4 separate regions of the Homo sapiens genome follow, and regions 2, 3 and 4 are each linked to region 1. Evidence: chromatin contacts called from ENCODE Hi-C or POLR2A ChIA-PET data. All regions are on one chromosome and are shown on one strand. The core of a region is the stretch at or near the end of the contact, and the rest is flanking DNA. Distances in the headings are between cores, read along the strand shown. Region 1 overlaps LOC107985856 (a long non-coding RNA gene). Region 2 overlaps HS1BP3 (HCLS1 binding protein 3). Region 3 overlaps LOC105373465 (a long non-coding RNA gene). Region 4 has its middle 28 kb from the start of PUM2.

Region 1 (3,516 bases), core at 106-2,605:
ATGGAGTCTCGCTCTGTTGCCCAGGCTGGAGTGCAGTGGCACGATCTCAGCTCACTGCAGCCTCTGCTTCCCAGGTTCAAGCGATTCTCCTGCCTCAGCCTCCCGAGTAGCTGCTGGCACATGCTGCTATGCCCGGCTAATTTTTTGTATTTTAGTAGAGATGGGGTTTCACTATGTTGCCCAGGCTGGTCTCGAACTCCTAAGCTCAGACAATCTGCCTGCCTCAGCCTCCCAAAGTGCTAGGATTACAAGTGTGAGCCACCACACCCGGGCCACACCTCAAGTAGGTGAAGCCTTCTGTTCTCAAACTTGAACATGCACCTGCATCACCTGGAGGGCTTGTTAAACACAGTGTTCTAGGCTCCAGTTCCGGTTTCTGATATAGCAGGTGTTATGGACTGATTATATCTGCCCCCACCAATCCTGCCCAAAATTCATGTTTTGACATTTTAACCCCTAATGTGATGGTATTAGGATATGAGACCTCTGGGAGGTGGTCAGGTCATGAGGGTGGAGACTTCACCAATGGGATTAGTGCCCTTATGAAAGGGACCCCAGAGAGCTCTCTCACCCCCTTTCTGCCATGTGAGGTTACAATGAAAAGGCCATTTTCTGCAACCAAAAGAGGGCCCTCATCAGACACTAACCATGCTGGCACTCTGATCTCAGGCTACCAGCCTCCAGAACTGTAAAAATGAAATTTCTGTTGTTTTATAAGCCACCCACCCAGTCTATGGTACTTTTTTATAGCATCACAAACTAAGGTAGTAGGTTTGGGGCAGGACCTGGAAATTTGCATTTTTAGTTAAGTTCCCAGAGGATGCTGCTGCTGGAGGTGTGGAGGCCACGCTTCGAGAACAGCTACTTTCTATCTTCTGTTACATCTCTCCAGGAGCCTGCTAGCCCGTGCTGGTCATGGCTGCAGAGGTGCTGCCACCCTGCCAGGCCACACAGAGCAGAACCCCATGCTTTGATCCCTCCCAGGTTGGTCTGGGTTGGTCGGAGTCTGGTGCTGTTCCCTCCACAGACTGCGAGCCTCAGTGGGCAGGGCTTGCAATGTACTCATCCCTGTGGCCCTCAGTCTGACAGTGGTTGGCCACAGCAACAAGTATGTGCTCAGCGAATGTTTGTTGAGTGTGTGGATACCCAGAACAGGAGGAACACCTTGCCCACTTCTGAAATCTTTCACTGAACTTCAGACTCCTGGTACAGAGACCCCTGGGGAGCTCACACTGCGCACCCTGCAGGCATCAGGGCTGATGCTAGCTTCCAGGCATGTTGGAGACCGGATGGTGAATGGCGATGGGCTGCATCCTCTCTCCAGGAGGGCTAAGCCTGGGGGCCCGAGGTATGTGTGTGTGGGTGGTGCCCTGGCTATTCCCGTAAAGACCCAGCTTGGCAAGACCACTCTTGCTGTCGGATCTGCAGATGACTTCTCTTGTGCTTGTACGAGCCAACTCTGACTTCTGGGAAGGATCGTGCTGTCTTGATTGCTGCAAACACAGACAGGTTAGCTCATGCTTGGCTGCACTGCCAATGACGTGGGCTCCAGCTTCCTGGGGGGTCTGCTGGGCCAAGTCCTCAGGTTTTCTGCCTGAAATCAATTCATCACATCTCAAGGCACTGCCTCCTGTATCATGTGCCTGGCCAGATCTCAGAGCTCATAGCAATGAGGTAGCCAACACTGGGGACTGTGATCCATTCCTGCTGGGCTTGGGCCCTCAGAGAGCCTGGGCAAGCTATTGCCAGGAAGGGCCGTGCCAGGAGCAGCCAAGGACCTCTGATTGTTAGAATCAAGACTGTTAAAGTCAAGGCCAACTTTGGGGTGTCTTGCCCTATCCTGTGGAGAACACTGACCCTGCTGGAGGTCTATGACTTTCTTCCTCCTCCCACTTCTCCGCCGGCCCTCCCCCCTCCCTCCTCCTCCTCCTTCTCTTCCCTTTCCCCTCTCTTCCTTTTCTTCTTCCATCTTACAATTTTTATTATGAAAAGGATTAAACATACAGAAAATTGAGAGGATAACATAATAAACCCACAATACCCATCACCTGGATTTAATAATTGTTAACATTTTGCTGTATCTGCTTCATTGACTTTTTTTTTTGCTTGAGTATTTTAAAGAATATTACTGACACACGTTTTACCCTAAATACTTCAGTATGCGTCTCTAAAATGCAAAAACAGTTGTCTATATAAACATAATATCGTGATCATATCCATCAAAATTAACACTAATTCCTTAATATCATCTAATAGTCCGTATTAGTGTTTCTGCAATTGTTGCAAAAATGTCTTTTGTGATTGGTTTACTCAAACCAGAATCTAAACCAGATCCACATGTTGCATTAGCTCATTAGGTCCGTTCCCCTCCGCCTTCTTTTCACAGGTGTTGAAGGTCCCATTTATACTAGAAAGTCCTTCCCACTCCCTTTTCCCTGTGGTATAGATGGGTTGAGGAAGCCAGGCCAGTGTGCAGGTCTCCAAGTCCACGGAGGGGTGGATTCCCAGGCAGGGGTCTGAGAGAGAGGCCCAGCCTCCTCCTTCCCCAGGCTGAGGGAGTCGCAGGCAGGCATCACCCTGAAGAGACACAGGGCCATCCTGGAGAAACTGTTCCTCCTGGGAAGCCATGTGATGTGCAGAAGGGTAGGGGAAGATGGTACAGAACGAGAATAAAGACTTTGAGACACTTACAGTGACACCAGGTCACTCGGGGAGGGAAGAATCACAGGAGTCTCTAGGGAAGGATCTTTGAAGATGAAGGTCAATGACTCAGAGGCGGTCAGGGCCTTGGGTGCTCTGATCCCTCTGTGGGGGCTGGGCCTGGCCGTGGCCAGGCAGCCTTCTGCCCACACACTGTTCCCTTTGATGGGCGGCTGGACCCGCCCTTCCACTCTCTGAGGGCCCCCTCTCTGGTAGCAACTTCTCTTCTGCCTCCACTTGGGTAATGGGCTGTCATGCGGGCAGCTGCCGGGAGCAGCTGTGACATTATCCAGACCCCACCCCAGGGCCCCCTTGGGCTGCAGCTCTGGCTCAGGCTCCGCCTGGATCCTCTGCTCTGCTTATCCATCTCTTGGGCTGGCTTCCAGGCCTGTGGCTCTGGGCACACTCGCTGCAGACAGAACTTCCCGAGTCAGTCTCACCCCTCATGGTGAGGAGCAAGGTGTGCCTTGGGAAGAACTTGTCAAGCAGTGGTGTTAATGGGGAGATGGCATTTTTTTTCCTATTAAGTGAGAAAAATTAATTTAAAACTTGATAATATCCAGTGTTGGTAAGGGTTCAGGGTAAACAGTCCCTTACTCTCTTGGTAGAGTGTAAATTGGTCAGTCTTTTGGAAAATAAACTGACAACACCTATCAACATTAAAAATGCATGGCTTTTTATTCTTTTTTAATTATTATTATTATTATTATTTTAAGAAACACGGTCTCTCTCTGTTGCCCAGGCTGGAAGTTCATCGGCTGATTTTAGCTCACTGCAGCCTTGAATTCCTGGGCTCAAGTGATCCTCCCACCTCAG
Region 2 (3,432 bases), core at 838-3,337, 130 kb after region 1:
TTCCTAAGAGGAACAATGCCGGGAGGAAGGGAGCAGTGGGACCCCAGCCATAGACAGTACATCCTGTCCATGGGCTCACAACAGGCTTCGAAATAAACAAGTGTTGTTGTCCCCAGTTAAACTTCTGTTTCCCTTCCACAGGGAACTCTCAGCTGCAGGCTCCTGGCCTGAGCAGACCTTCTCAGAATGGCCAAAGTGCCTGTCCTCAGGAGCCAGGACTCCAGCTCAATCTTAGCTACAAGACTCCAACCAAAATCTTGGGGGGGATAGAGGCCACATTCTGTCCCTGCAGGAGGCCTCTCAGGCTCCCTGAGAACCTGTTTCTAGTTCTCTAGTGGATTTCAGTTGACAGAACTCTCTACTTCAGCATCCCTGGGTCCCAGGGCTGAAGCTGCATCTAAGAACCTGAGCCCTGAAGGCCAGGGCGGGTTTGCTGACAGAGGCGCAGGGCCATCTGATGTCAGACCTGAAAGGGCCCCAGGGCCAGTCCAAGCCTAGACCATCTCCACTGTGGGAGAATAGGGGGTAGGTCTGGAGACAGAAAGGGGTCCTCTTTCTTTCTACATGGGTCTTGGCTGTGCAGTTACTGGCCCGATGACCACACTGGGCCTGGGACTCTATGCCTCCTCTGCCTTGGTTGGCATAGTGAGGAGTGACCAGAATCCTCCCCTTCCCCTACCCTAAGCAGCAGCCTGGGTGACTGGGGCAGGGCAGCTTCCCTGGCTGAGTCCATTGTTTTAAAGGACAATCCTCTCCCCCTCTCCCCTCCCTGGTGGTCTGCCATCAGCCTAGGCACAGAAAAGAACATCACTAACACAGGCTGGAATGGGTCACAGGCACAGGCTTTATCAGGCGACAAGGATCATTGATTGGCCATGAGTCGCAGTCCTGTGGGTGAAGAACAAGCCACAGATACTGGAGCATCAATATCTGGGGGTCTTTGTGATGGTGTCCAGAGAGTCCAGACCACTGAGGAGGTGGCGTCCACAGTGGATGAATACACAACGGGCAGGCCAGGTTCTGCCAGTGACCCCAAGCAGAGCACCAGCCCCTGTGGCCACCTACCCCGCTGTGCCCTCTGCTCCTATGTCACTTGACCCAAAGCAGGTGGGGAGCAGGAGGCAGGGAGCCAGCATCAGGGTGCAGAAAGGGCAGGGAGGGGACAAAGCCCAGAGGAGAGCTGGAGCCACCTCTCGGAGGAAGACCTGGCCCCATCCCCTCCCCACTCCTACTGAGACCTTCCGCTGCAGTCAGCAAGGGATGCAGGGCCCGGGGCTGAGTGCTGGGAAGGAGGGGCGGGTGTGAAGGGGGAAGGCAAATGGGTGGAGCCGGTGCTGGAGCTGTCCCAGAGCTGGCTCAGAGCCCTGGGGAGGGAGCTGACCCTCTGAGCCTGGGTTAAGACGGAGGAGGAGGGAGTCAGCTCTCGACCCCAAAACCACCTGTTTCCTCTCACTCTAGCACTGGTGGAGGGGAAGCTGCTCAGGACAGGGCGCCACAGCTGGAGAGGGACGTGATCAGATGCAGGACAGAGCAGACAGGTCCTGGCACGGGCCAGGAGCTGAGACACTCAACACTGATGGCTGCAAACCACCCGCACCATCAGCCGGGGGCTCCCTCAGGGCTGGCTTTGGTGTCTATCAGAAAAGGGTCTGAGGTCCTAGTCCCACCCGCTCAATGCTTCTGCCAGGCAGGACAGGGCCAAGGAGCAATAGTGGTTGCATTTCCTTTAAAACTACTGTTTCATTAAAAAACAAAACAAAACAAAACAAAAAACTAGCTCTGAACATGAAGAATTATATCCAAGAAAGACACCTTGACATTTTTTGCTTTATTAAACATCATTCACTGAGAATTTCCAAAGCACTGTGTGGTGCCTAGACCTGTGTACCAGCGCTCTGGGGGTCGGGAGAAGTCTAAGGCACGGGCCCTGCCCTGGCGCACGGCTCCTTCTCCCTGGGAAGGCAGCTCCACTGGTGAAAGGCCACTGACCAAGTCCAGACCCTGAGGACGACGAAGGCCTCGGGGCAGAAGCCTGAGAGAATCATGCCCCACTGGCAGTGGGAGGCGGTGCAGGCTGGGAGCCCTGCCCAGGCCCCAGGCTGAGCTGTGGGGAAAGCTATGACCCAGTTTGCTGAGAGCTGCAATGACGAACATTGGCTCTGTGCCCAGAGGCCCAAGAAGGCCATGGACTGGGCTGGCCTTTCCTGGGAAAGGGGGAAGGAGGAAGAACTGGGGCCTAGCAGGGCCGTCTATACCCTGGAGAGGCAGGGCCTGACTTCTCCCTTTAGAGCTTGCATCAAGAGGAGGCTCAGGAGAGAGAGACTTGCATCAGAACACTCCAGACAGCCGATCTCCCACTCAGTATTCCTCTCCTGGGAGACCCACCCAGACCCTGCAGGCCCCTGGCAGCCACGAGGAGCAGAGGCCCTGGAGTAATTTGGCTTGGGGACGTCCCCACCCCAGGCCCAGGCCAGTCAGTCACCCAGGCTACAGCTTAGGGTAGGGGAAGGGGAGGATACCGGTCACTCCTTCTTACTATGCGAACAGAGGCAGAGGAGGGATAGAGGCCCAGCCCCAGTTTGGGTCTGTGCTGGGGCTGGCAGAACCCGTGGGCATGAAGCTTCCCTGCCCCATGTGACACCTCGCTACGGCCCCACATGTCTTGCTTCATCCTTGGGGCTGGGCTTCTGGTTGGCAAGGCATCCCCACACCCTCCCTCCCCTTCATGTCCACGGGGAATAAGACACATTGGGCTCTGGCTCCTAGGGTGAGAGCCGCTCCCGCAGCCCGCAGGCTTCTACTTTGGCCCCACAGCCCCGGAGAAAATGGAACCATGCAGTTCTGGGTGCTGTGACCCAGGCTTCTGCCTGGCCTCCCCTGGGGGTGGGGAGGTTCTGACCCTGCAGGGCCCAGTCCCTTCCCTTCACACCGATGTCCCCACAGACAGGCCTGCTGGGCCAGGGGCCAGCATGGAAGGGTCAGAAGAGGCTGGGGGCGGCCTGGGCTGGTGTATCGTGGTCCTGGATGTACTGCAAGATGTCCATCTCGTCCATGGCTTGGATCTGCTCCTGCGGCTTCTGCTGCCCAGCCACAGCTTCAGCCGGGCCCGCTTTGGGGGGAACAGCTGGTTTTCTGGGTATCACCGGCTTAGCTGCCACTGGTGGCTTGGGCTTAAGCTGGGGCTTGGGTTTGGGCTCAGCTCCCAGGTTCAGAATCTGGTCCAAGTCCTCTTCAACTCTAGGGAACCACAGGGAGGAACCCTGAGCATAACACTGCCACCCCGTGACAGGAACAAGACCCCAGGCAATGCCAGTGCCCACACGGGGCTGGGCAGCGGCAGGGAGCCCAGCCTCGGCCAGGTCAAGGCCCCGCCCTGCTCTGCCCCATTCCACTCTGGCCCCTCCACCCATCCTGCCCAGAGGAGACACGAAG
Region 3 (3,224 bases), core at 522-3,021, 72 kb before region 1:
GATCAGAGGTCTTACTTTGTAAAGACATCTGTTTGCCTTCTCTTTTGTCAATATTCTTCAGGGTGAAAGGGTAATTTAGCAAGGTTAGTGGACTCAGAATATTTAGTTGGGGATGGATAAAGAGAATAAACAGTTGTGGTTAGTTCAGTAAGAACATAGTCCTTGTTTCTTTTCAAAGTATCTTACCAGTGGAAAGTTTAAAAATTAATTTATTATAGGCCGGGCGTGGTGGCTCACGCCTGTAATCCCAACAATTTGGGAGGCTGAGGCAGGTGGATCACCTGAGGTCGGGAGTTTGAGACCAGTCTGACCAACATGGTGAAACCCCATCTCTACTAAAAATATAAAATTAGCCAGGCATGGTGGCATGCACCTGTAATCCCAGCCCACTAGGGAGGCTGAGGCAGGAGAATTGCTTGAACCCGGAAGGCAGAGGTTGTGGTGAACTGAGATCGTGCCACTGCACTCCATCCAGCCTGGGCAACAAAAGCAAAACTCCATCTCAAAAAAACAACAACAAAAATAATTTATTGTAATTTATTGTTATTACTATTAATGATTATTTTGAGACAGGATCTCACTCTGTTGCTCAGACTGGAGTGTAGTGGTGCAATCTTGGCTCACTGAAGCCTCAACCTCCTGGGCTCAAGCAATCTTCCCACCTCAGCCTCCCAAGTAGCTAGGACTACAGGTGTAAACCACTATACCTGGCTAATTTTGTTTATGTTTTTGTAGAGATGAGGTCTCACTATGTTGCCCATGCTGGTCTCGAACTCCTGGACTCAAGCAATTTTCCCACCTTGACCTTCCAAAGTGCTGGGATTACAGACATGAGCCACTGTGCTCGGCCTTAGTCCTCTTTTATGATGTCCTTAGTCTGTTGTTTAAGATTTTCACTTGCTTTTTGCAAAGAATCTTTTACGGATGCAATTTTTGATTTGTTCAGTCTTTTAGATCTTCCTATACTAATTAAAGGATACATACTATTGTTTTTATGTGGGATTCTGATTCCTTTTTTCTCATATGACTTGCAAATAAATAATTTTAACCAAATTAAAACTTCCCCATTATCTTTTCTAAGTTGTCTCAGTGAGGTTAACCCATTTTTTCTGAAAATGCACATGTTCTGGGCCCATAATTTTATACATAAAAGTAGCTGGAGTCCCAGAATGTGGAGTCCCAGGCTCTTTGAATTGAGATGAACTCATTACCAAAAAGGTACCCACCTGAGGCCCTCAGCCTCTAACTGAATCTAATCCGGTTGATTATTGAATCCAATCCAATCCCAAACCCAGCCCAGTCCAAAGATTGCTCAAACAAACTTGGAGAGCTGAGAACACAAATTCTTGGATCTTGGAATCTGAGAGAAAATTCAGCCACGACCTCCAGTTACAAACAAGAAATCAGTGGGCACAGCTGGCTTCGCAGGTATCTGGTCTGGTTCCCTGGTGTTCCTGGGGGTTGCTGAAGTTTTACTCTGTATTCTCACTTCTGACACCAAATCTGTTAAAAGAAAAACTTTAGACATATTAAATTTAACAGAGTTTAATTGAAAAAAAAAAGAAAAGAAAAGAAAAAAAACAACCAAAATGATTTCTGAATTTGATAGCCCCCAGAATCAGAATAGATTCAGAGACTCCAGGGCTGCTACATGGTCAGATAAGATTTATGGACAGAAAAAGGAAGGTGACATACAGGAATTGTGAGCTACAGAAACAGCTGGGTTAGTTACAGCTCAGCGTTTTCCTCATTGGTACAAGGTCTGAACAGCTGGCCGCCTGCGACTGGCTGAGACTCAGCCATTGTTACAGAAGCATACTGCTGAGTTGAGTTTTCAGTTTGTTTAGGTACTAAGTTAGCTTGTTGTTCCTAAGTAAGAACTCAAGTATGTGAGTACAGAGGCTTTCTCAGGCCAAATTTAGTTTGATTTAACAGAAGTGAGGAGCAACCAGCCTCATTCTCACTGTGGCTGGGTGTGGGCATGTCCTGGGCCCTCCCACAGCTCTAGGAATTGCCTGAGAGACAGACGAAGTGGACAAAGTCGCTGACAGACCTGAGTTACTGCCTTGGTCCTGGTGACCCTGCTCCAGGCAGTCCATCTCTGTCTGCGATCCCGGCACCACTCCCGGTGGTTCATTATTGCCCAGAGGGGCCTCTGGAGTGCAAGCCTCAAACAGGGAGACAGACCTGGGAAGACTCCATGAGGCTCCACAGCAACCAGACAGTTCTAAAGTCAGCGTCCCTGGCTTCCAGCTCCAACACTGGACATTCCCCCGTGGCTCCCCTGCCTGGGAATCTGGTGGAGGCTGATTGGGCAGCCCAGGGGATGCCGGTGGGGTGCGGGGAGGAAAGGCTGCAAGGGCAGCTTGGCTGGATCATGGAGGCCCGGGTGAGGCATTCGGACTTACTCTAAGGGCAAGAGAGTGAGAGACTGCAGCTTGGAGAGGACAGCGGTGCTTTGGAAGATGAATCTGGCTCGTTGTGCTGTAAGAAAAGGAGGGAGGAGAGCAGCTTTCTAGGTGACCTGGGGCTGTGACAGTAGGTATGAGGGACGTGAGGGGTCTGAGACAAGCAGTGAGGGTGCACTGCCCAGCCTTCCTGCTTGTGGGTTAGGAGCTGTCGGTGAGGATTCTAAGGGTGTGACCCTTGATGATGAGGTGAATGTGTTATGGCTCACAGGAACAGGGAAGATGGGAGGAGGAGTGGGCTTACAGCAAAGAGAAGCGTTTTATTTTATTCAGCTTGGCCGTGAGACTTCTCTGTGGCGATAGGTGAGTTTGCCAAATCTGGAGCTCGAGAACCAAGTCAAGGCTGTAGCTGCATATTTAGGAGTAAAGGTAGAAATTGAAGTAATGGGAGGGAGTAAGAGTGTTGAAGATGGAAGTTTTTCATGCCAGAAATAAGCTGTTTAAGGAAATGACCAATCTCCTAGAAATCTCCAAGGCCTATGTTAAAACCATCCCTTACCCCTGCAAAGATACCATATGCACGTACCTCTAACATTGCCTGGTTTATGTCATGTGCACCTAACCATTGCCCTAGCAGGTGGGCCTCTGTACAAAGGGAAGTAAATACTTGTTCCTGTAGAACCTCTGGTTTTGGATAATATAAATATTAACTTTGGCCAGGCGCAGTGGCTCACACCTGTAATCCCAGCACTTTGGGAGGCCGAGGCGGGGGGGATCACCTGAGGTCGGAAGTTCGAGACCAGCCTGGCCAATATG
Region 4 (3,433 bases), core at 377-2,876, 110 kb before region 1:
AATCCATTTCACATGCCCTCATATACAGATCATGAATTTGGTGGAAGCAATACTGGCGATAGGACAGCAACACCATGTCTTCTTATTCTACCATGAACATAATTATTTTCAAACCAGTCAATAACTTTGCTGGCTTCTTCAGGCAAATGAAGCTTTATATTTATTAAAAGCTCCTGGAATTTCATCAGCCAGATGGAATATTCACCAATGCAGAAAATGACGCATTTTTAAACTGTAATTTTTGTTGTCGTTCAGATAAGTGGCCAATCCACTCATCTGAATTTTCCACCAAATGCAAATAAAAACAATAATGAAGTAATAGTTCTGCTTAATGTGGTGCAACTGACATGATACAACTGTCCTGCCTACAACTGAAAATGTTCGAATTCCTTTCTCAGAATTCAGCTTTCAGGATTTTAGTCTTTTGGGGTTGTGATATTTAGGATTTTAGATGGTAGGGATTTTAGATCTTTCAGGATTTCACCATTTGCGATTATGGTGTTTGGGATTTTTTCTTTTGGGATTCTGATTGGCGCCATGCAGAATGCACTCCTGGGAAAAAAGTCTCAGACAGACATCCAAAGGTTGATTCGGCTGTTCTTTTGGGCTCAATGCCTACGGAAGGGAAGGGGAGGAAGCAGGATTGGGCAGATGGAGAAAGTGAGCTGCAGTACAGCTTCAACAGAGAGCCCTCTGACCCTCCCGGGAGCTGCAAAACTGGGACCACCCTGCAGAGTTGTGCCAGCCGGGGCAACGGGTCTGGGTCTTTGTGTTCTCACATTGATGGGTCACAGGATGTGGACCTTTCTGGGAAAGGAATGAGCTTGGGTGAGGGGCTCTCTGCAGTTGAGGAAACCCCTGGTTTTCTGCCGGCAGTGCTTCTAGCAGTTGGGAGAATAAACCCCTCATTCCTGAGGGGAGCCTTGGTGGCCCCTCGCAGTGTTTACCATGTTAAGTAAACATGGTAGGGTTGCTGAAGATTAGAGACGCCACAAAGAGGAGTGGGTTTGGGGAAGGCGATGAGCTCCATTTTGCACATAGTGAGTGTGAGGTGTTTCAGGGGCGTGCACGAGGGGTGTTCAGTGGATAACTTGGTGTACAGGTCTGAAGCTCTGGAGGGAGGTCAAGAATAGAACTACAGATTTAGCAAAAATATAAGGATTGGGTGGAAATCAGAGGAATGGATGGGACAGTTGGAGTCAGAAGGAGATGACACCTAAGTTGACCCATCTGGCAGCGGGTCCTCGGTGCAATCTCACAGGAGGAGGCAGCCGGATAAGATCAGCAAAGAACAGTGGCTCAGGAATTCCCAACTCCGTCAGAGCTATTGGTGATGAATGAGAGCCCTGGCCACACTCGCCCTCACAGAGCTCTCAGGGACCAATGTACAAATCAGGTGAAATATGCACTGCCCAGTGGGAAGCTGAATTGCCCGGGAATGAGACTGCTTCTCCCTACTTCTCGCCTGTCCATGTCCTTCTGTTTCCCCTTTGCCTTGACGCCCTCTCTCTCTCTCTCTCTCTGTCTTTCTCCTCTTTCTCCTCTTTCTCTCTGTCCAGTTCTTCTCTCTCCCTCTGTCCCTCTGGGCCCACTAGAGGGCGGCAGCCCCCAGTCCAGGCCTGGGCGTCCACCCTCCCAGCCTTTGCCTGGGCCTGGTGCTCCCGTAGGGAGCGGTGCCAAGATTGCTCTTGGGCCGTGAGGCAGCTCCTCTCCCAGGACTCTGTCCTGTCCTTATAGGGCTCTCGTGGGTGGGAAATACTGGGTTCAGTAGATAGGGCAGGAACGGCTGCTTCTTTGCCTGGCTTTGCTGAAGCTTGGAGGCTGTGGCCAGCTGTTCCTGCCTTGACAGATGGGAGAGGCCTGGCACCTACTCGAGGTCTCTGAGTTGACAATCACTTTCTCCTTCTTGCTCCTGGGGCTGTAGGGCCACGGAGCTTTCAGAAATCAGGACTTGGTCTTGTTCCCATCATTTGTGTCCCAGAGTGTTCTTAAAAGGATTTCTTTTTTCTTTTTTTAAAATTTTAAGTTCCAGGTACATGTGCAGGATGTGCAGTTTTGTTACATAGGTAAACGTGTGCCATGGTGGTTTGCTGCACCTATCAACCCATCACCGAGGTATTAAGCCACGCACGCATTAGCTATTTATCCGGATGCTCTCCCTCCCCCTGCCCACCCCACAATAGGCCCTAGTGTGTTTTGCTCCCCTCCCTGTGTCCATGTGTTCTCATTGTTCAGCTCCCACTTATAAGTTAGAACATGCAGTGTTTGGTTTTCTGTTCCTGTGCTGGTTTGCTGAAGATAATGGCTTCCAGTTCCATCCATGTCTCTCTCAGGGACATAATCTCATTTCTTTATATGGCTGCATAGTATTCCATGGTGTATATGTGCCACATTTTCTTTATCCAGTCTACCATTGATGGGCATTTGGGTTGATTCCGTGTCTTTGCTATTGTGAATAGTGCTGCAATAAACATACGTGTGCATGCATTTTATAATAGAATGATTTATATTCCTTTGAGTATATATCCAGTAATGGGATTGCTGGGTCAAATGGTATTTCTGGTTCTAGATTCTTGAGGAATCGCCACACTGTCTTCCACAATGGTTCAACAAATTTGCATTCCCACCAACAGTGTAAAAGCATTCCTATTTCTCCACATCCTCGCCAGCATCTGTTGTTTCTTGACTTTTTTTTTTTTTTATTTTTAGACAGAATCTTACTGTGTTGCCAAGGCTGGAGTGCAGTGGCGCGATCTCAGCTCACTGCAACCTCCACCTCCCGGGTTCAAGCGATCCTTCCACCTCAGCCTCCCAAGTAGCTGGGAGTACAGGCGTGTGCCACCTCGTCCAGCTAATTTTTGTAAGTTTTAGTAGAGACGGGGTTTCACCATGTTGGCCAGGCTGGTCTCAAACTTCTGACCTTAGTGATCTGTCCCCCTCGGCCTCCCAAAGGGCTGGGATTACAGGCATGAGCCATCGTGCGCAGCCTGTTTCTTGACTTTAATAATTGCCATTCTGACTGGTGTGAGATAGTATCTCATTGTGGTTTTGATTTGCATTTCTTTAATGATCAGTGATGTTGAGCTTTTTTTTCATGTTTATTGGCTGCATAAATGTCTTTTTCTGAGAAGCGTCTGTTCATACAGAAAGAATTTCTTGACACCAATATTGTCCAGGGTATCAAAGGCCCTGGGCTGCTCCACTCCACCTCATGCAGGACCCTCTCCCTGGGCTTCTTGCCAGGGTGTGTGAGGCCCCAGTGCTTCCTAAAAGGCCCATTGTGACCAGAGATCCAAGGAGCTACATCTGAGAAGCATGCATGGCTCTGTGTTGCTGAAGGCATGGTTAAGCTAGGAGAAACTACATTTTCCCAAATGACGGGGACAAAAATGGAATGATCTTGTTGGGGAAAGAGTGTGCTTGGAAGGAACCC

What was found. A loop is a pair of places that touch in the nucleus more often than their neighbours do. ChIA-PET counts read pairs that join two places held with the same protein, here RNA polymerase II (POLR2A). Pooled maps may share reads with other maps.
Region 2: a map of sigmoid colon shows a loop between it and region 1 (8-fold over the local background). The contact joins two enhancer-like sites. A Hi-C loop is called at or near these places in 4 of 168 maps with a recorded cell type or tissue (IMR-90, MCF 10A, PC-9 and 1 more) and 2 of 50 pooled maps. POLR2A ChIA-PET finds 5 or more read pairs at or near these places in 1 of 52 experiments (K562).
Region 3: a loop to region 1 is called in a pooled map, with 2.2 times the contacts of the local background. The contact joins two enhancer-like sites. A Hi-C loop is called at or near these places in 2 of 37 single-sample maps with no recorded cell type and 9 of 50 pooled maps. POLR2A ChIA-PET finds 5 or more read pairs at or near these places in 5 of 52 experiments (AG04450, GM12878, H1 and 2 more).
Region 4: a map of astrocyte of the cerebellum shows a loop between it and region 1 (4-fold over the local background). The contact joins two enhancer-like sites. A Hi-C loop is called at or near these places in 1 of 168 maps with a recorded cell type or tissue (astrocyte of the cerebellum).

The regions. Positions count from the first base shown.
Region 1 is chr2:20,489,401-20,492,916 of GRCh38, forward strand. The region is part of intron 1 of LOC107985856 (a long non-coding RNA gene); the gene reads right to left. Among named protein-coding and RNA genes, the nearest start is that of RHOB, 44 kb to the left of the region's middle. Within about 2 kb of position 1,356, at least 8 of the 41 ENCODE cell types and tissues checked have a DNase peak (open chromatin) inside an H3K27ac peak, as active enhancers do.
Region 2 is chr2:20,616,009-20,619,440 of GRCh38, forward strand. HS1BP3 (HCLS1 binding protein 3) reads right to left here. Exons shown (of 7, transcript NM_022460.4): 7 at 1,810-3,237. The coding sequence ends at 2,979. Among named protein-coding and RNA genes, the nearest start is that of HS1BP3-IT1, 25 kb to the left of the region's middle. RefSeq lists enhancers at 815-1,706, 2,091-2,200. Within about 2 kb of position 2,088, at least 29 of the 41 ENCODE cell types and tissues checked have a DNase peak (open chromatin) inside an H3K27ac peak, as active enhancers do.
Region 3 is chr2:20,417,385-20,420,608 of GRCh38, forward strand. It overlaps LOC105373465 (a long non-coding RNA gene), which reads right to left. Exons shown (of 5, transcript XR_001739317.2): 3 at 1,227-1,503. Among named protein-coding and RNA genes, the nearest start is that of RHOB, 28 kb to the right of the region's middle. Within about 2 kb of position 1,772, at least 19 of the 41 ENCODE cell types and tissues checked have a DNase peak (open chromatin) inside an H3K27ac peak, as active enhancers do.
Region 4 is chr2:20,377,610-20,381,042 of GRCh38, forward strand. No RefSeq gene overlaps it. Among named protein-coding and RNA genes, the nearest start is that of PUM2, 28 kb to the left of the region's middle. Within about 2 kb of position 1,627, at least 12 of the 41 ENCODE cell types and tissues checked have a DNase peak (open chromatin) inside an H3K27ac peak, as active enhancers do.